Linked DNA regions of Homo sapiens: region 1 is linked to region 2. The links are chromatin contacts, found by Hi-C in ENCODE. All regions are on one chromosome and are shown on one strand. The core of a region is the stretch at or near the end of the contact, and the rest is flanking DNA. Distances in the headings are between cores, read along the strand shown.

Region 1 (5,574 bases), core at 2,401-4,900, 1.6 Mb before region 2:
AACATGACTAGCTCCAGAAATAGACAGACAGGCAGGCACACAAACACACACACACACACACACACACACACACACACATACACACGGTGAATTTAGTTTTAAGTTAATGGCCCTACTACACAGACATACAACAAAATGACATGTTATTTAGATTCAAATGCTCAGAGTTAAAATGCTATGAAATCATATGGGCTTTGATTTTTTAATGTTATTCAATTGATGTCATTAAAACAGAGGAATTAGTCTTGTAATTATTCCCTGATGAGTTCTGCTGTCTGTCTGAAAAAAAGAAAAAGCACTCATTTCTGTCCCCAAACCAACTTATTTGGAGGAAAATTAGATGGGTTAAAGACAGCAAAAACCAAGTTTCAACATGCATGTGGGGAGAGGAAGAAAATGCATGTCAATAATACAGAATGCCCTGCCAGTCAATCTGAGCCGTGCCTTCCATTCAGATTGTGTAGTCTGGCTGATGCAGCAGTGAGGATGGATCTTTTCTCTCCTGTTTTAGTGTGCTAGCCATTCTTAGCACCCTAACACTTCATTAACATGCTAATGTGTGACAATTATTTTGTGCAAGTACCACCATATCTATTTTTTTAAAGTCACTATCAACCACAGCCAGAATGCAGGACATAATTGCTGAAAAATGAACCAAAATACTAACTCACGCCATTATTAATGAGAAAACAAAAAGCTGCTCAAGAGATTTTTTTCCCCCTTTCTGTCTTATGGCTCTGGCAGGTCAATCATTCTTTGTGTGATCATCACTGAAAAAAGAATCTGATTTGTCTGGAAGCATAAGCAAACCTTAACATTAACTCTACCAAGAGAAAGAAAGGCAGAGTTAGACAGTTCTCTCACTGTCTAACTCTGTAATCTTGAGCGAATCATTCCTTATAAGATAATAATAAAAAAAAAAACTAGTCCCTCACTGATGACTAGTTTTCTTATTTATACAGGTTGAGTACCCCTTATCTGAAATGCTTGGGAACAGAAGTGTTCCAGATTTGGGATATTTTTAGATTTCAGAATATTTGCATTACCGGTTAAGCATCCCTAATGTAAAAATCCAAAATCCGAAATGCTCCAACGATCATTTCCTTTGAACTTTAGGTCAGCATTTAAAGAGTTTCAGGTTTTGGAGCATTTCAGATTTCAGGTTTTAGAATCAGGGATTCTAACATTATCTGACATTATCTTTAAGATCTCTTCTAACATAAATATCTGCAATCAAAGGATATTACTACTTTAACAACGGCTAAACCCTCAATTTTTATTTTAAAATCATTTTATGGATTGTGTATATTATTTGTCTTCATCTTTGATTGGCTTCAAGTATCAGAAAGAACACCTGTACCTCTATGGAGAATCATTGAACTCTAATAAGGTACATGAAAGATGCTGAGATAAATGGAGAGACAGTAAAAGCTCCTAGATGGAATAACTTACCAAAAATATGTTAGTTCTTCAATTTTCATTTATAAATTCAATAACATTCAAATCAAAATTCAGTTGTAGTTGAGGAACTGATTCGATTGTATTTATTTCAAAATTTATATATGGCCAGACACGGTAGCTCACGCCTGTAACCCCAGCACTTTGGGAGGCCAAGACAGGCAGATTACTTGAGGTCAGGACTTCAAGAACAGCCCAGCCAATACAGCGAAACCCCGTCTCTACTAAAAATACAAAAATTAGCCAGGCATAGTGGTGCGCGCCTGTAGTCCCAGCTACTCGGGAAGCTGAGGCAGGAGAATTACTTGAACCAGGGAGGCGAAGGTTGCAGTGAGCCAAGATCGCACCACTGCACTCCAGCCTGGGCAAAAGAGTGAGACTCAGTCTCAAAAAAAAAAAAAAAAAAAAAAAAATCACATAGAAAAGAAAAGTTCACAGATACCTAAATCCACTATGAAAAAGAAGAACAATAAGTAGGACTTACTCTACCAGATAGTAAAATATATTACCAAGCCATAGTAACAAAACAGCATAAACTTTAGTTAAAGAACAGAAAAACCAATGGAGCATATCAGAGAGCGGAAGGGCAACACCAGCTTAAATAAACAGAATCACCATATGAAAAATTAATGGATTGCTACCTGCTACCACATACATATATGGACTTCAGATAGATTAAAGACCTAAATGTGGAAGATAAAACTATAAAACTGATATGAATAGATAATTTTTGTATTAGAAGAAGAGGGAATATTTTGCAAAGCCCCCAGAGTAAAATGCTGATAAACTAAATTACATCAAAATTAAAGACTTCTGTTCAATAAAAAGTATAAGAGACAAAAGTTAACAGAAACGTGACAGGCTAGGAGAATACATGTAATGTCTAAAGCCAGCCAGGGACTATCTGGACTATACAACGAATGCCTATAAATCAATAGGAAAAGTAAAAAATTTCCAGTAGATAAATGTGCAATGAATTTGAAGGGGAATTTACAGATGAGAAAAATCCAAGAAAATCAAGCACATGAAGACATAATCAAATCCAACAATAATCAGATAAAAACAAAACAAAACAAAAAATATATCATTTTACACTCACTAGACAGAAATAGGGAAAATTAGAAAGCTTAATAATGCTAAGTACTGGTGGGAATGTGGGAATAAGCATTCATACTGCTGGTGGGTGCTTTGACTGGTGAATCATTCCGGAGGTAATCAGTATACTTTTTGAAATTATACTGTATACAGTATCTGAGCTGGGTACCTATGCCCTCTGGCTCAGCAAGTCTACTATTAGGCTAGAACCCAAATAAATTCCCCTTGGTACTTTCCAGTAAGGGATGTATCTGAGGCTTTTCACAGTAGTTGTGTTCATGGTGAGGTGAGATGGAGACAATATAGGGGTCCATCCCTGGGAGAGAACAGAAGTAAAATGTATTCTAGACGCACTTCAACAACTATGGGCATTTGGATGCAATGGATTAGATGTACACATAGCAATATCCATGGACCTTAAAATAGAATACTGAGTGGAGAAAATACAAAGAAACAAAATAAGATATATAACTCATATTCACATAAATTAAAATGCAGTTACAATAAATTCCAAATATGAAACTATGTGAAATTTATAAGAACACATCCACTGGCAAGGGCATGCATTTTGAATGACTGAGTTTTCAAATGACTAGGAATGAGGATGAAGGAGAATGTACGCCTGCCAGCGTGTACCCATACGCAAATCAATAGAGACCTATGAGATTGTGTGTGTCTATGTGTACGGATCTATGTATCAAACAAGAGTTTTACAAAATACACATATTCTTATTCCATATAATGCACTCTGTTTACATTTCCTGTTTCCTTTTTTATTTTTTAAGGCTGATCTCTGTCCACACAATTGATTGCATAACCTAGCAATGCGTTACAACTTTACTTTTTAAAACACTGATGTAGACAATAATAAAGGCATTACAGTGAGTTCCTTGAAGAAGAAGAAGAATAGTGCCATAAAACTAAGAATTGTAAGCAAGAGCCCGAGCACAGGCAGCCGACTTGAGAAAAAGCTCTCTCTTGTGCTCCTTCTCCCAAAGATTCACATTCTCAGGGAATTACCGGGAGTCTGGGTCGGCTCCTCATCACGTGATTCTGACCTCAACAGCACTTCCGGACGGTGAACTTTTCACCCTTACTTAGCCCTGGCCTGTCAGACTGAGGCCGCAACTAAAGCAGGAAATGATATGCTACTTGCTTTAGCAGAAGGGATATTTTAAAACATAAAGGAACATTTCTAAGCGTTCCTTAAACACATTCAAACGGGATGTAAATATATAAAAATATGATCCTTCTCTTTTGAAATGGAAAGTTGGAAGATACAAAAAAGGCAGAAATGCTAAGGACCAAAATAATAAAATAGAAAAAACTTGAAAACAGGAGTAGGTCGCCCAGATTTCAAGGGAGCAGGAAACTAAATATGTGTAGGAGGAGATGCTGTATAAGATAGAAAAGTCAATGGGCTGTTTCCAATTTTCAGTTCAGTAAATAAAAATTAAAAGCAAACAAAACTTTCTATTTCAAATGAACCAAATATCGTCTTGTGAGGGCAGCTTTAGGTCCTCTTCCTACCAGAAGCTCTTACCAGAAAACATTTCTTGGCCAATACAGAACATAGCAAATTTTAAGTATTTAAACAGGACTACACACTTCTGAGCTAAATAGGGGTAGATGTTCCTGGGCTAACTGAGGTGCAGCAAAAAGTGGGGTGCAGAACTCTGTTTCTACCTTTGCGGCTGTGCTCAAGTGGAGAGATGAGAAGGAGTGACCAGTTTTAGACGCAGAGCACCAGGTCTGCAAACGGAGGGAGGCAGCAGCCCTGGACACGATGTTCCCTGAAGGGCAGCGTTTGTACAGGGATACTCAAGAGCCAGCCGTATCAGCCTGAGTTTGAAGCAGGCATCTACCTAGGGCTATCATCAACTGCTTGTAAAACAGAACTAAGTTGGAAGAGGTTATATAAAAGAAAACAAACAAAAAACTAAAAAGAACTACATTTCCTAGAATTCATATAACAAAAGGCAGAAGAAATATAATCTATACACAGAGAGGAGTGGCTTTTGGTCTATAGGCCAGAAAAAAAGGTGCAGATAAAGTGGGTGACCAGGGAGCAAAACAAGCAGGGGGCTACAGGAACCATGAAGTTGTTTTAGCATATTTACCAGTTAGTGGTCCTGAAATGATAGGTGTCCACAAAGTACACATGCTATGTTAAAGATAATGGCCAGCTCTTTTCAATTTTTGATGAAAACATAGCAAGAGAACAGTTATTCCAAAAGCCATCATTTATTGAAAAGGCTCTTGACAATACACAATTGCTAATCCTTATGCCAACTCTGCAAGGTAAGTGATAGCACCTTTTACAAATGAAGAAACAGACCATCATCGACGCTAAGAAAGCTCCCCTGTGTTGCATAGCAATAAGAGGCAGAGCCAAGATTTGAGCCTAAGGGTTTCTGATTTCAAAATATCTTTCTGTTCAGCATACTGACACTCAAAAAGTATATGTAGGTGAAAATTGATTAAGCAAGACATCAAAAAGAATTTCCTCCACTTAAAAACGCTAAAATGGGTTAAGCATTGAAGGGGTAAATTACCAATGTCAATTTCCTGGTTTTAATAATGGTACTGTGGATATTAAAGATAGTAGTATCATGGGGAAGCTGGGTGAAGGGTACATGAAAACTCTGTAAGTTTTGCACCTCCTTGCAGCCTAAGATTCCTTTAAACTTAAAAGTATCTTTTGTAAGTAAGGGAACAGACATTTTGGAAAGTTATACAGCATCTTTCTCCTTTGGATACATATATTTAAAAAAAAAAAAAAAAAGCTAATTCTTGGCCAGGCGCGGTGGCTCACGCCTGTAATCCCAGCACTTTGGGAGGTCGAGGCAGGCGGATCACGAGGTCAGGAGATTGAGACCATCCTGGCTAACACGGTGAGACCCCGTCTCTACTAAAAATACAAAAAATTAGCTGGGCGTGTTGGCGGGCGCCTGTAGTCCCAGCTACTGGGGAGGCTGAGGCAGGAGAATGGTGTGAACCCGGGAGGCGGAGCTTGCAGTG
Region 2 (5,948 bases), core at 2,177-4,676:
AAAAATGCTTCTGAATATGTATATGAGTAACATTTATATTCCTGTAATGAAAAACCTTTTGTGTGCACATAAACTCAAAAGGATATTATTATTCCTGGAATAATAATTTCATGTCAAGGAGAATAAAGTTTTGAAATAACTTGGAAGATGGTGAGGGTAATTTAGTATACTTTAAATACTTAAATACAATGAACTAGATATAATAAACCTGGCTTGAAAGATAGTCTTAGGGACCTGGCCCAACAAACACTGTTAAAATTTTTTAAAAATCAACTTGAAGCTCTCATAATTTCCCATTATCAAAACTACCCCCTGCAAATCTGTGAATCTAATCCAAGAAGTATGTCAATAGCTGGTTGTTTAAGGTTAGGTTTATGAAATAGTAACAGAACTGTGCAGGGGTCAAATATGCTTAAAATATGTCCAAACATGCTTAGGTCAAGTCAGTAAGAGTATCTGAAGCTAATAAAAGCATGGAATATTCTTGCGACTGAAAACCCAGCACACCGGATACTGCTATGTCTAAGCAGGTACTGTGCTCCGTTTCCCCCCTGCTGGCAGACCCTAGTCACTAAAAAACGATGAGCTTCTTTGACTAAGACTACATCACACATGCCCAGCAAGTATCTCTGGGGCTGGAAAGCAGTTAAGACCGAACCCGGGGAGAAACTGGGAACAGGAAAGAAATAAAAAACGCCTCATTATTCCCAAACCCATCCCATTTCCCAAAGTGCTGCCTATGTGCTGACTTTCTTAAAGACTCCCGCAAAATCTTGATTCTCCAAAAATTAAACCCATTTGGAGCTGAGACAAGGTGAGGTCCACGCCTGGTATAATCAGGCTACCATGGATCTAACTGAGTCTGGTTCGGTTCTAGCCCCGTGGAGGCCAAGCCTCACCACGAGGGTGAAGACCCGGAGGCATGGAGGAAGGGAATGAAGGAGAGAAAAGGAGAAAGGGGAGACCTCCGGGCCACACTTCTTTCTAGTACCAACAAAAAGAGAAGCCGCATACTGACCTAAATCATCTCTCAAAGGCGCTTTATAAATTACAGGGACAAAGGGAGGGGGTGGCGGGTGGCCTGGGAATCCTACAGACACCCTACCCTCTGACCCACCCCCCTCCCCCTCCAGCACAAGGGAAGGAAGACAGAAAACAGAGCTCAACTCGGCCATTGGCGAGAAGCCCCCTCCGGTTTTCTATCGCCCATCCATCCGCCCCCTAGAAAAAAAATCCACGTAAACACCATACCCACCCCCTGGGGCAGACACTCCCGCCCCGAGGTTCCTAGAACCGGAGGCCGGGGCATTTACTTAGTTAGATTTTTCTTGCTTACTCATTTCCCTCGAGCACCCAACCCCCCGTTCCCACTCCAAAACCCCGCTCAACCGCCTACCCTCACCGCTTCAGCCCCCAACAGAATCCGGTGCCCCCGCGGCGTCGGCGGCCCCCGAGCCGTCCCGGTCACTAACCTGCTGCTGTAAGGGCATTTCCGAAACCAGCCTGGCTCCGGGGGGAGGTGGGGGGCCGGCTGGAGAGGGGGCCCGGAGGGCCGAACAGACCGGCGGCGCAGGGCGAGGGCGGGCGCCGGTGGGGGGGTGGGGAGAGGAGAGGGAGGGTGGCGGTGCCGGGGGCGGGTGCGAGGGCGCCGGGACCGTCCCAGGCCAGGGAGCCGGCGAGCAGGAGGAAGTGGGTGCCCCCCTCTCCCCCTCCAGCGCCCCCTCCCGCCGCCGCCTCCTCCCCAGTCACAGGCGCGTCCTGCGCGCACGTGTGCGAAACGTCACCGGCGGGTCCCGGAGAGAGGGACAGACCCAGGCGGCGGGACGGGAACCCAGCTGCCCCCGCCCTCCGTCGCCGGGGGGCGGAGAGGGGGACAGGGCGGGGAAGGAAGGGGCAAGGGGAGAGGCGGGTCAAGGGCAGGCCCGGGGCCCGGCGAGGAAGGCCTGGGCGCTTGGGCCACGCGGGCGCCGCCGCTGCCACTGCCAGGATGCGCCCAGGCCAGAGCGCCAGCCCGCGAGCCCCTCACCCCAGACAGCCCACGCCCCAGTCCGCACCCGGCTTCCAGCCCCACCTCCCCCACGCCCGACTCCCCTCCACCTCCCCCAGCCCCTTTGTTGCCGGGAGTTACAGATCCTAAAATGTGTCAAGCGCAGCCCCGCCGATCCCCTGCGCTCCGAGCACGCCGCAGGGACCCCCGGCCGCCAACGAGCCTCCAAGGCCGACTGGGGGCTAGCACCCCAACAGTCCCCCGGTTTCAACCCCTCAGAGCCCCCCACACCCCAGTTCACTACTCCCTCCCCCACCCCCTTCTCCATCCGGGGCGTGACCCCTTCCTACGCCCGAGAAAGAGGAAGCTTCGAGTTGGAGGGGAAGGGAGAGTGGGGGTAGGGAAAAGTGCAGGAAAAGAAGGGGGGGCCGCGAAAAGTTTTGGAGTGTTTGATGTGGTTCGCGCCAAGGCAATCCCCGCCGCCCCGCGCGCCTGGCCGAGCCCCCCGACCCTCCTGGCGCCGGGAAGAGCACTCAGGTCTAACAATGAACCCTCGTTGGAGGGGCAGCCCCCGAGGCCCACGATGCTCGGCCCAGTGCTCTCCCCGAGCGGCCCGCAGCGCGCCCACGACCCCGCGCGGTGCGAGCCCACCTCCCGCCGGGGCTGGGGACGGTGGGGAGGGAGGGTATTACCGGAGGGCCGCCGCCGCCGCCGCTGCCGCCGCGTCCCAGCGCTGGTGGCTGCTGCAGCAGCCCGGCTCTGCTGGAGGGTCCGTGCGGCGTGGTGTAGAGGAGGCTGCCGGCGGTCTGCTCCGCGCCGGGGGCACTGGGGAGGAGGGGGCCGGCGGCTACGGCGCCGCTTTGGAGGGAGGAGGAACAGGAGGTGGTGGAAGTGTTCGTGGTGAGGATCTGGATGTACGCGCCCGGGGCGGCGGCAGCGGCGGCGGCGGCGGCGAAGCCGGGGCTGGCTAGCAGTGCCCTTTTGTCCATGGAGGCTGCAGCGGCGGCGGCGACGACAGCCGCCCCCTCCCCACCCCCGGCGGTCACCAGGTACTGCTCCAGAGCGGGCTGGATTCCCTTTCTCATCTCTCGCTCCTGCTCTTTTTAGTGTTATGGTATATTAATGTATTGTTTTCAATTTCTTTATTATTTGCAGTCGGAGTTTCCAAGTCTCTCCTCCTTCTCTCCTCCCCGCCCGGCGCTTCCGAGCCCCCTCTCTCTCTTTTCTTTTTATTTTTCCGCACCGCACAGGCCCCGGGGGCCAAAAATAATCGGGGCTCTGGAGAGAGGAGGGTCCCGGCCGCACGGATATCGGGCCCCAAGCGGGGATGGAGGCGTCGGGGGCGGCCGATGCAACGGATTGCGAGGCGGCGGCGGCAGCCCGGGTGCTGCGGCCGGCAGCTGAAAAATGGCTCCAGGAAGCTGCTGCTGACAATGAATGAAGGGATACGGTTTACGCGCCAAGGTCCTCCCGCGAAACTCGGATTTCCCGCCGGCTTTTCAAACCATATTTGCATATCCCCGCCCCTCAACCCGCCGAGGACCGTTCCCACAGCCCATTGGGCCGCTACCTCCTTACTTCAGTCCCAATCATGGAGCAGGGCCGCGACTTGCTGGTTTCCATTGGCTGCCGTGCATCATGGTTACCGGGGCGACAGGGACCCTATTTGCATAGGCCTCCTTGATTGGCTGGCAGAAGAGCAGTTTTTAGGGGGTGGGGCAAAGAATTTCCTTCTCTCCCACGGAAGACCACGCCTGGCCTAGGCTCCGCCCCTGTCCCCGCCCGCCCGCCGGGCCGGCGCTACTGACCTGGGCAGGGACTCCGCGCCCCGCAGACTCAGTGTAGATCTAGTCTAGAGCCCAAGTTTCGCTTTTGGAAATTGTCAAGGTGACTAAGGGAACACTCTTTCCTTTGACCAGTCAGTGCAATAAACGAACAGCGCAGGAGATTTTTCCAGATACGTGCCAAAGGCAAGTTGGACCATGCGGACGATGTCTGGCAGGTGCAAAAGGAGCCCTTTAAATCGTGGGCTTCTCCCTTCCTGAAATCCAACCAATGACGCGGCGAGAGCTGATCCCGAGGCCGGGGCTGATAGACAGAAGCATGTGGGCAGACAGAATCGTGGGGGCAGAAGGTTCAGCAGACGCGATTGCGGGCACCAGTTAACATTCCAGATCATTCCCGGTACCTTCATTATTAGCCTGGATAGGGGTAAAGTACAAATTAACTCTTTTGTCTTACAACGGATATTGGTTTGAATCCAGCAGACATTCCCTCTGGCCCAGAAACACCCAGGGCAGTTAATCAGGGCTAACCTAGAACTGATCTACGGGTTTCTAATCCGCCAAGCAGTAATCCGAAAAAGTACACGCTTCCCACGATGACGTCGTGCCCCCAACGAACGCAGGCACGCCCAGGCATCAGCACTTTATATCTTCAGTTTTGTAGGAAGTTCTCTGACTGGAAGCAAACACAACGACTCAAACCTATCCCAAAGTATTTTTAAAATAGTGTCTTTTTTTAAAAAGTAAACTAGAAATTGTCATCAGAAAAATATAAAATGATGTGTCAAACTGACTCCTGAATTTGTTCAAGTATTCATGGGTCTTAAAATTAAAGCTTGCTCCTGAGATTGAGCAGGAAAAGAGACCCCTGCAGGAATGTGGGGGAAGTTATGTATGTAGAGACTAGATCATAATTTATAGTTACGTGCAAAACAGCTGCAGAATTGGTGCTCATAGGTGATGAGGATTGCAACACCTTGAGCCCTTTCACAAGATTTTTATTACTATTATTAATTTCCCAAAACTCTTACTCAGAGTGCTATGAAACACCTGACAAGATGTGTCAGATCAGGCTAGGACTCCTTAATATTTTAGCCTTGTTACCTTTTCTGAAACAGATGAGTTAAAAGTTCCATTAAACCTTGCACCAGGCTCAGGAATATTTTAGTCTTGCATTCAGGCTAGTTGAGGATCCATAGCCCTAAACATTTGTCGACACTGGTAGAGGTGACACTATCTTTATTTTTTGAGACAGAGTCTTGCTGTTGTTGCCCAGGCTGGAGTGCCATGGCACGATCTCAGCTCACTGCAACCTCTGCCTCCTGGGTTCAAGCAATTCTTCTGCCTCAGCTTCCTGAGTAGCTGGGACTACAGGTACGTGCCACCACGCCCAGCTAATTTTTGTATTTTTAGTAGAGACAGGGTTTCATCATGTTGGCCAGGCTGGTCTTGAACTCCTGACCCTAGGAGATCCGCCTCCCTTGGCCTCCCAAAGTGCTGGGATTACAGGCATGAGCCACCGCGCCTGGCCAGAAGTGACACTATCTTTAGGGCAGATTAAGTGGTACTCAAAGGGCATGAGCTAGAAGTGTAATATACCAGCAGCTTCCCTGCTCTTGTTCCATCAATGTTGCTTTCCTCTATGGATATACCTGTGGAAGAAACTAGTACTGTCACTACTTGGATATTACCATCTGCAGAGCATCACTGGCAGCTTGCATTTGGTGGCAGTAGTGGGGGTTGTGAGGGAGGAGTGGTGCAACATACACAGTAATTATAGACCTGCGCCTTATGATTAGAGACCAGCCTGGGACTGGGGCTGTGCATAGAATCCTGGCTTGAGCTCCCCACAAGTGATTGCAATAAGATAAATACGACACAGCCACAAGAAAGCAAGTGTTCACACTCTAGACCCACACCTGCAATTCTGCTTTAGAAAGCTTTCAGATATTTATCATTCTACCTTACCCAAGTTTTTTTAATATAGGGTATTTGGTAGAGAAACAGATGTTTTGACACTTTATGTCTAGTGAACTCTAGGATGAGTAGGTGGAGAGAAGAGTTCAAAGAGAGAAGATAGTGGAAGATAAGATGCTGAAATCCAAGGTAGGCTATTAATTTGTGGAAGAGGTAGCATGTTTTAGCAGAAAGAATGAGCTTTGGAGTCAGAGTGATCT

What was found. A loop is a pair of places that touch in the nucleus more often than their neighbours do. Pooled maps may share reads with other maps.
Region 1: a loop to region 2 is called in a pooled map, with 4 times the contacts of the local background. The contact joins the enhancer-like site here to the promoter of E2F3 in region 2. A Hi-C loop is called at or near these places in 2 of 50 pooled maps.

The regions. Positions count from the first base shown.
Region 1 is chr6:21,985,672-21,991,245 of GRCh38, reverse strand. The region is part of intron 6 of CASC15 (cancer susceptibility 15); the gene reads right to left. Among named protein-coding and RNA genes, the nearest start is that of NBAT1, 160 kb to the left of the region's middle. Within about 2 kb of position 3,650, at least 24 of the 41 ENCODE cell types and tissues checked have a DNase peak (open chromatin) inside an H3K27ac peak, as active enhancers do.
Region 2 is chr6:20,399,357-20,405,304 of GRCh38, reverse strand. It overlaps E2F3 (E2F transcription factor 3), which reads right to left and starts at 3,426. Exons shown (of 7, transcript NM_001949.5): 1 at 2,680-3,426. The coding sequence starts at 3,072. It overlaps LOC124901482, which reads left to right and starts at 2,533. Exons shown (of 3, transcript XM_047419652.1): 1 at 2,533-2,880; 2 at 2,925-3,036; 3 at 3,143-4,564. The coding sequence starts at 2,533. The coding sequence ends at 3,750. RefSeq lists silencers at 1,472-2,091, 2,292-2,761, 3,612-3,851 and an enhancer at 2,989-3,513.